Regions from separate parts of the Homo sapiens genome. Here region 1 is linked to region 2. A link is an interaction called in ENCODE POLR2A ChIA-PET data of the cell type or tissue named here. Cell type or tissue: A673. All regions are shown on one strand. Links, peaks and the distances in the headings refer to the core of each region. The heading gives the core; the rest is flanking DNA. Region 1 overlaps TOX2 (TOX high mobility group box family member 2). Region 2 overlaps TOX2 (TOX high mobility group box family member 2).

The links. Peaks named below come from ENCODE experiments on the same cell type or tissue, not always from the same donor. Only the 100,000 strongest peaks of a DNase experiment are listed, where the experiment ranks them.
Region 1: POLR2A ChIA-PET joins it to region 2 with 5 read pairs; 7 of 35 experiments call an interaction of 5 or more read pairs at or near these places.

What each region holds. Positions count from the first base shown.
Region 1 is chr20:43,974,597-43,978,990 of GRCh38, reverse strand. All of the region lies in intron 2 of TOX2 (TOX high mobility group box family member 2), which reads right to left. Among named protein-coding and RNA genes, the nearest start is that of TOX2, 62 kb to the right of the region's middle. In A673, for the core only: no CTCF peak of the experiment used is centred there; no DNase peak of the experiment used is centred there; H3K27ac peaks cover 1,155 bases.
Region 2 is chr20:44,024,490-44,028,883 of GRCh38, reverse strand. All of the region lies in intron 3 of TOX2 (TOX high mobility group box family member 2), which reads right to left. Among named protein-coding and RNA genes, the nearest start is that of TOX2, 110 kb to the right of the region's middle. In A673, for the core only: no CTCF peak of the experiment used is centred there; a DNase peak (open chromatin) is centred at 1,763; H3K27ac peaks cover 387 bases.

The sequences.
Region 1 (4,394 bases), core at 147-4,146, 50 kb after region 2:
TGTCAAGACCCACTAACTTTATCTCCAATGCATCTACTTCTTTCCATCCCCTCTGCCACAATCTAGATCTTGATCCTTTACTTGGCCTATTACCAACCCTCTCAACTTGGTCTCCCTGTATTCATTCTTGTCATTGAGAGCTTTTAAGACTGCAAATCTGATGTCATTCATGTCATTCAGTCTGACTCTAATACACACACACACACACACACACACACACACACACAAGTTCTTTCAATAATTCCTGTAAAAAATGTGAGCTCTTTAGCAGAAGTGGTATTTAGAGCTAAGAGAGTGGAAAACTCTACACACAGCCAGGAAGGCTGTGATGAGGAGGTGACATTTGCAGTGCCCCTGAAGGAACAAATAGGCATTTGTTGGTTGAAAAACACTAGGGGATTCCCATCAGAGGAAACAATGCATACAAAAACACCAAGTTGTAAATGAGCGCAAGAGGTGAACAGAAGCTCTTGTGTGACCAAAGCATTATATATGGTAAAAAATAATAAGTCATAGCTAGTTTTTCTGACTCTGGTTCTTTACATACTCTTAGTTTAGCTTCCTCTGAAGTACAGCCTGAGATGGGGATGCCTGTGAAAGTGACTTGAAGAGGGCTCTTAGAAGAAGGGCGGGAGGGAGGCAGGACATGACAGGGGAGGAGCTGAGTAAAGATTTGGCCTTGGTGGCTGGAGTCTGGCTGGATTAGCTGGAGCCCATGAGGAGTTGCAGAGTTGGTCACTCCTTGAGATAAGGATATCGGTTTCTAGACCTCCCCTTCTATCCTCTCCTGGGTTCACAGTTCCAATTTTCCAAAGAAAGAGTAGCTGTGAATAGTTAGCAGCCAACACTCACAGCAGCTGAATGATGAGCAGGACTCTGGTGAGGCAGCAACAGAATCCACAATACACACACACCTCATTTACTTCTCATGACACTCTAGGAGGCAGACGCTGCTACTCCTCCCATTTGATAGGAAGCTGCTATCACTTGCATAAGGAAATCTGGCCCATGCTGAGGCATGGAGGAGCTGGAATTTGAATCCAGGTCTGCTGAGTCCCAAGCCCACTTCCCTTTCCTCCTCACCTCGTCCCAGGAAGGAGGAGACTCTTTCTGGGTCACATCATCAGGAAATATCCATTTCTGTAACTCCTGGACAGAGTCTGCTCTCAACAGGAAAGAACTGACCTCTACCAGGTCCTCTACCCCCCTGGAGCTGCTGATGGGGACACAGCCCTATCTGAGAATTATATCTCATTCTCAGGCCACCCCGGCAAGTCTGGTACAAAAGTAACCCAAGGTCCAAGGAGGGAGAGGGAGTGTGATCATTTGTAGAAGCTAAAGCAGCTATGGGAAAATTTATGTGGAGTCTTGCAAAAACCAAACAATGGAGAATGTATTTGCAAAAAAAAACACTTCAAGCCCGTAGAGCGGCGGTGAAAGTTTTCAAAAAGGGACACAGTCAGCTAATACATACCCTAGGGGAACCTCTGTCTCAGCTGCGGTTTCTAAGTAAAGAAGATGGCATCTCAGGAGAAGTGTTACATTAAAGAACAAATTTGTAATACGATTTGAATGTTCTGGGCCAGACATAGTGACTCACGCCTGTAATCCCACCACTTTGGGAGGCCGAGGTGGGCGGATCACTTAAGGTCAGGAGTTCAAGACCAGCCTGGCCAACATGGTGAAACCCTGTCTCAACTAAAAATACACACACACACAAATCAGCTGGGTGTGGTGGCAGGCACCTGTAATCCCAGCTACTCGGGAGGCTGAGGCTGGAGAATCACTTGAACCCAGGAGGTGGAGGTTGCAGTGAGCCGAGATCAAGCTACTGCACTCCAGCCTGGGTGACAGTGAGACTCCATCTCAAAAATATATACATATATTGATTGGATGTTCTGGAAGCAAATGTTTTCCAGAAATGGCTTCCCACTGATATTCACAGCCTTGCATATAACAGGTGTCCAATAAACATTTGCTGATTGGGTGAACCTTGTATTTAACTGTATTTATAAAACATATTTTAAGCCATTTAGAGTGTTTATCCTCTGAATCCTCTAGTGGCTGTGAGGGCTTCATTTTACCCAAATGTTGATGTCAATCCTTAATCCAGTAATTTGGACAATACAATTCTTGCAGTTGATGAGACAACACATTGTGAGAGGGTGTTCACGTGTATGTGTGTATGTGTGTGTGTGTGTGTGTGTGCGCGCGCGCTCGCGTTGTGAGTTCAAGAAGCACTCCAGGGAAAAGAGGAAGGAAATATATAGAACTTTCATCATTCAAGTCTAGAAGCTAGTAGGGTCCCACTGAGCTGCAAGGAGCTATAGGTACCAGAAAAGTCTAAGTTATTTTTCAACAAAATCATCATGAATCATATCCCATATGTTTCCTACATGTGGTAGTTTGTAAAAAGGCCACAATATTTTGCAGCCTTTCCCATCAAGAGGTAGAGGCTATTTCTCCATTCCTTGATCTAGGCTGGTCCTGTGACTGGCTTTGACCAATAGAATGTGTTGGAAGTAGATGTGTGTTTATTTCAAGCCTGGACCTCAAGAAATCTTGCAATTTCTGCTCTTGCTGCTCTGGGAACCCTTCTCCTACCATGTGAACAACCTGGAGCTAGCCTGCTGGAAGCTGAGAGACCATGTGGAACACAGGTGAGCCTCCCATACCAACCAGCCCACTGCTGATCTGGCAATGTATTGCTGCTGCTAAAGTGATCCTAAGCAAGGCCAGAAGAACCACCCAACTGAACTCAGTTAAACTGCTGACCCACAAAATCATTAACCAGATAAACATTTGTTGTTTTAAGCCACTAAGTTTTGAGGTGTTTGTTATGCAGGAAAAACTAACGGATACACTATAAGAAATCTAACTGCAATTGCAAAATTTGTTCACATTAAGATTGGCTCATGCCACTGGCTAGACTTAATTAATCTCAGAGAATTTTGATATCTTCTTCATAAAGTCCTAAGTTAGGGAGACCCTCTGGGTCACAGCATAAAAGATTTAGAAGGACCCTCAGGAAGTCCAACCACCTTGTTCCACTGTTAGGGACATTGAAGTTCAGAGAAGAGCAGGGGCTACCATCACTCATTACACAAATATTTTCTGAGTGCTCTCGGTGTTCCAGACACTATGCCCCACTGGGATACACAGCATTGGACCAGAGAGACCAGATCCTTTCCCCATGGTGGTCACAGTTTAGGGTGGAAATCAGGCATTAACTAAGTCATCACAAGGTAAGTAGATGACCACTGTGACAAAAATTATGAATTTTTGTCACTATGAATTAAAAAGACCTGGTGCCATTTTAATGAGAATCATGGAAAGGGGACCTAACGTGGGTTTGGCAGTCACAAAGAGCTCTCTGCAGAAGTGACATTTAGGCTGAGGCAAGTCAGTGGACAAGGCAAGGGAGGCTTGTGGAGCTCCGAGTCTGAGCTTCACAAGTTTGAATGCCAGCTCTAGTGCTCCCTGGCTGAGTCACCTTGATTGAATCAGCCAACATCCTTGATCTTCAGTTGCATCATCTATAAAATTGACTGAACAATAACGTCTACTCATTCTCGAGGCTGTTGTGAAGATTAGCTGAAATAACCATTGAGAAAAAGGCTTTGCAAGCTGCAAAGTGTTGGGGGAATTGTTGAGGATATGACTGTTAATGGTTTGGGGAGGGTGACATTTATTTGTACCAAGTCTCCTCTCCAAACGACTGTGCTCTCCTCTGCCGAGGCCTAGAGCAGACACAGAGCCCCACTGAGTCCCACTTTTCCTTCTTGGTGGAAGGACATTGCCAATGCTTTCCAGTAGGTTCCAGAACAGAATTCACCATAATATAGTTCTGAAAACCAGGGCTCAATATGTTAACAAAAATACTATTTAAACATTGTGAAAAGGCTCAGATGAGATGTCAGGGCTAACTCTGGTCTGCTGAGATGAGACTTCAGTTGATTATGTACAATTAAATGACATCAGTGTACTCTTCCAAAATAACCACTTCCAAGGCCTGGAGTCTTGCCCACCAGTCTTGCATGTTGGCGCATGTCAATGCAATATAAAGGCAGCTTTGCAGCAGCAGCATTATGCTCACACAGGGACAGGCCAGAGAGGGGCATGGTATGGTGGCCCCGGCATGAGCGATCCTGCAGCGGCAGGGGAGGGGGCGCAGCACCCTGCAGCAGAGCTTCCATGCCCCACTGAGACTACAGTATCTTCCTCACTAGTAGTGCCCCCTAGGGCCACAGGCCCATGTCTTACTCATCTATGGCCTCCATGGGACCTGTCACAGAATAGGGACATAAATATTTGTGAATTAATAGGCTTCTATTGCCCCATCTGGAAAATATGTGCCCAGCCTGATGGCTGAGGGGCCACCCAACTTGGACTGC
Region 2 (4,394 bases), core at 141-4,140:
AGAGCTGAGGAGGCAGAACTGGCTGCCCTTGGTCACAGCAGGTGGATAACTAAAAATGACCTGTCCAAGCTGTGAATCCTCCAAATTCCTGAATTTGATCTTCAGTTTCTATTTCAAAAGGGGTCTGAGAGCCCTGCCCACAGCACCAGGACTGGGAGGGGGCATCAGAGAATCTGGCAGGGAACCTTTCCTCCCCCATCTGAGTGCCAGGGAGGGCACATCTTACTCCTTTGCGTCTTTGTCTGTCTGTATCACTGGAATGTAAGCTCCAGGAATCAGGGATTGTCATCAGTTTTGTTCACTGCTCAGGGCTTGGAAGAGTGCCTGGTACATAGTAGGGGCTTAATAAAAGTGTGAGGGCTGAATGAGTGCGTGAGTGATCCTGATGGAATGAAGCAGAGAAACTCCAATGTCTTGCTCAAGGTTTGCAGCTCTAAGCGCTGCAGCGAGGGTTTGGGAGCAGAAAAGTAGGTTATTTTCTCCTCCAGCAATGAGCTCCCCATAGACAGATGCCCCTCTCCCAGAACCAGTCCAGCCCCACCCTAGGCTGCTGCTGGGGGCTCTACTAGACCCCCTCACCCCCCTGCCCAGCCACAGCACCCCCTCTGGGAATGGGGCAGCCCCTTCCACCTGGGACCAGTTGGCCTCCTTCACCCCTACTCACTTTTGGACTCAGTTCAAATGCCCTTGCCTTCAGGAGGCCTTCCCTGGCTCCCCACCTAAATCAGGATCCCTGCTGATTCTCTCTCCTGACACCCTGTTATTTTTTCCATTGAACTTGTCACAGCTGTTAGTCGTACCTTCGGCTGAGTGTGTACATGGCTCTGGTTGTGTGCTCCATTTATGAAAGAGGGAACCGTGGCTGGTGCTTTGCTCTGAGCCGTTTCCCCAGTGCCCAGCCCGAGGTCTGGCACCTGTCAGGCACTCAGCACATGTTGAGGAATGAGCCAGGTGGGCTGGGAGCTCTAGGCCCCAGACTGGCAGCCTCCATGATCCCCTAAGTGGGACCTCCCTCCTACATCCTCCACCTCGAAGCATTTGAGGCACGCCATGGTCGGGCCCCTGCTTTCTCCAAGCCTCTGCTTGTCCTGCTCCCCACTGGCCCCCGACACACAGAACATTCCTGCCTCCTCATCTTTGCCTGTGCACTTCCTTCTGCCAGTGATGCCTCACCCATCCCCAAGCACCTAGGCACTGGCTGAAGTCAACTGGTGTCTGGGACCTATTTGAGCTCGACCAGCCACTTCATCTCTCTGGGCCTCCTCAATTAAGGATCTCCAAATGGGGCAGAGATGGAATCAGATCTGCATCCAGTAAGTTCCCACTGGCTGCCCCCATGGGGATGAACTGGAGCAGGAGACACAGAAGCAGGGAGACCAGGTCAGAGGCTTCTGCAGCTGCACAGGCTATGGCGGAGAGGCCTAAGCTGGGATGGGGCAGTGGAGGCGGGACAGACTCAAGGCAGGAAGCCTGGTGGTGGGTTCCGGGTGGGCTCAGCATGGCTCAGGGATCCCAGGCAGGTGGTGGGACCTCCGCATGACGGGGAAACATAAGAAGGAGGGGAGGGTGACCCACCCCCTCCCCTGAACGCTGAACATTCTCCATTCTGAATTGGCACATGTGCTAATTAAAACCATCTTTCCAAAGAATTTATTATAGGCTATTCTGAGCTAATTATAAATTCTCTGAAGCTGATCCTGAGCAGTTTGCTAATGCAGTGTTGAAATCTCTTTGGCCACCCTCATTTAAATTATTCATCAGGCCCTGCAACAGTTGTGAACTGTAATTTAAACAGTCAGCTCATGAATATTCAGTTAACACAACAAACACTGCCGTGTTTTACTGCCTCGCCGCTCAATATTTTGTATCCTCACCCGTGTTTACATGTTTTTATGAACTCTCGAGAAAAGTGTTGCCTGTGTTGAAGTGGCTGGTTAAGCCGAGACTGAAATGCCCAAGGTGGGGAGGAGGCGGCAGGAAAAGCTTCCCAGATCCTTTCCCAGGAGAGTTGTGGGTGCTCAGGGATGGGGCTCAGTGGCCTCACCCCACAGAAGAAGGAAGGAGGCCCAGAGAGGGTCAGAACCAGCCCTGAGGTCACACAGTGGACCTGAGGCACAGAAGGACTTGGAGTTCTGGGGTGGTTCCTACCGCCTAATTTACCACAATTTAATTGATGAAGGGGGTGTGGGGAGGTCTGGCCTGAGACAGTGTCAGGGAGGCAGAAGAAGCCACACATTTCCTGCTCTCCAGCACCCCCTTTTTAGGTTTATTACGGTTTATTTTATTTTTGAGGTAAAACAAATTCCTAGGGTTTTTTTAATCCATAATTTAAGAGGAATGCCCACTATTAATATCAAGGAGTAATTTTTAGTTCAAAATATGCTGTTTATCTTCTTTTTCCCCCTCTTCCCACCCTTTCTCCCTGAGTCCCCAAAGTCCATTGAGTCATTCTTATGTCTTTGCATCCTCATAGCTTAGCTCCCACTTATGAGTGAGAATATACGATGTTTGGTTTTCCATTCCTGAGTTACTTCACTTAGAATAATAGTCTCCAATCACACCCAGGTTGCTGCAAATGCCATTAATTCATTCCTTTTTATGGCTGAGTAGTATTCCATTGTGTGTGTGTGTGTCTATATATATATATATATATATCACAGTTTCTTTATCCACTCGATCGATGGGCATTTGGGTTGGTTCCACATTTTGCAATTGTGAATTGTGCTGCTATAATCACGCGGAAAGAAGTCATTATCCCCAGCCCCTTTTGGGCAATGGCCAAATGTTGACCAATCAGGTACAGCCGTTCAAGGCAACAGGCCATCTTAGAATCCAAGCTGGCTTAAAGATCAGAGTTCCCCCTACCCAGGACTCCATGGCCACGTCAGAGGACTATGTGTCCCCACCCCACCCCGCCAGGAGCTTTAGGGCCTCTCAACCTGTAAACAGTTTGGAAGGCTCCACAAATGGCTCCTCATTTATCCTCACATCCCTCCTCTGAGGCAGGCGCTATGATGGTTACCATTTTTTACAGATGAGAAAGCTGAGGCTGAAAGGGTGAAGAAGATTGCCCAGGATAGAGCTGGGGCTTGAGCTGGAATCTTCCAGCCCCAAGGTCCCTGCTCTCCTGATGGCATCAAATTACTCCTCCACTGAGGATCTGGGTTCTTTCTGAGAGTGGGGGAAGCTGTAACTCATTCCTCCCAAGGATCCAGACATGTGGTGGGAGGGGAGAAAATAACATTTTTCACACATAGGATTAGTTCAGATTTTTAAAAAGTTCTACAAAATTCAGTGCTGACATGAGGGGGAGAACTCTGATATCTCTGGCACCATGAGTGGGGGTGCAGCTGATGCAGAAGTTCTTGGCCCCTTCCTGGGCCCCCTTCACTGGAGCAGCAACCTGTCCCCCAGCTGCTGGGAACATCGGTTGGTGAAGGCTCTCAGCTGCCCCCTTCTTCAGAGGACACCACTTGCCAACAGGTACTGCAGCCCCAGGAGGTCACTCCATCCCCCAATCTCTGGCCAACGACGAATGGACATGGGGGTGCAAAGGCTACCCCTTTACCCTATGATGGGATCAACTGTGTGGTGCAATTTATGCTCCAGAACACCCCTGGGGGCAGGCAGAGGCTCGACGCATCCAAGGGAAACTTCTCTGTCTGCCTTAACATCTCTCCCTCCCTCTCCTGAGATCCCACCCTCAAAATATAATAATAATAAAATTTTTTAAAAAATCCTTTTCACCACTCCCAAAGAACCCATCCCAAGAGAGTTTATAATAGAAAAGATCAGAAATAGCCTAAATGTCCATCAACAGAAGGTTAAGTACATGATGAAACACCCATATGATGGAATGTTATCTAGCCACTAAAAGGAAGAGCAAGACCTGTAATTATGCACGTGGAAGTATACACATGATACACTGTTGCAGAAAATTGGCAGGTCCTAGAACTGCTCCAATAGAACACACTGGAAAGTACAGGAAAAGGCATCACATTCGGGTCCCATGTATGTAAATTTTGTACATATTTTTATATATTGTGTATATTATCTTTGTATATTGTATATCTTTGTATATTGTATATATTATTGTATATATTATCTTTGTGTATAATGCACAAAGATAAGACTGAAAAGATACTTAGTAAATGGTTGGGTTAATAATGATTATTTGTGGATGGTGCAGTTTTAACAATTTTTACTTCTTTGTATTTGTTGGTTTAATTTTTTTTTCACAGTGAACATGTGCCATTTTTTAAAAATCAAATCCACAAAGCTATGCTTTGGGAAGAAAGTAAAAGATGTAAGAAGACTTCATTTCAAAATTTATAGATGCAGCCAAAGCCATACTAAGAAAAAATGTACAGCCATAAACTTTTTATTATTAAACA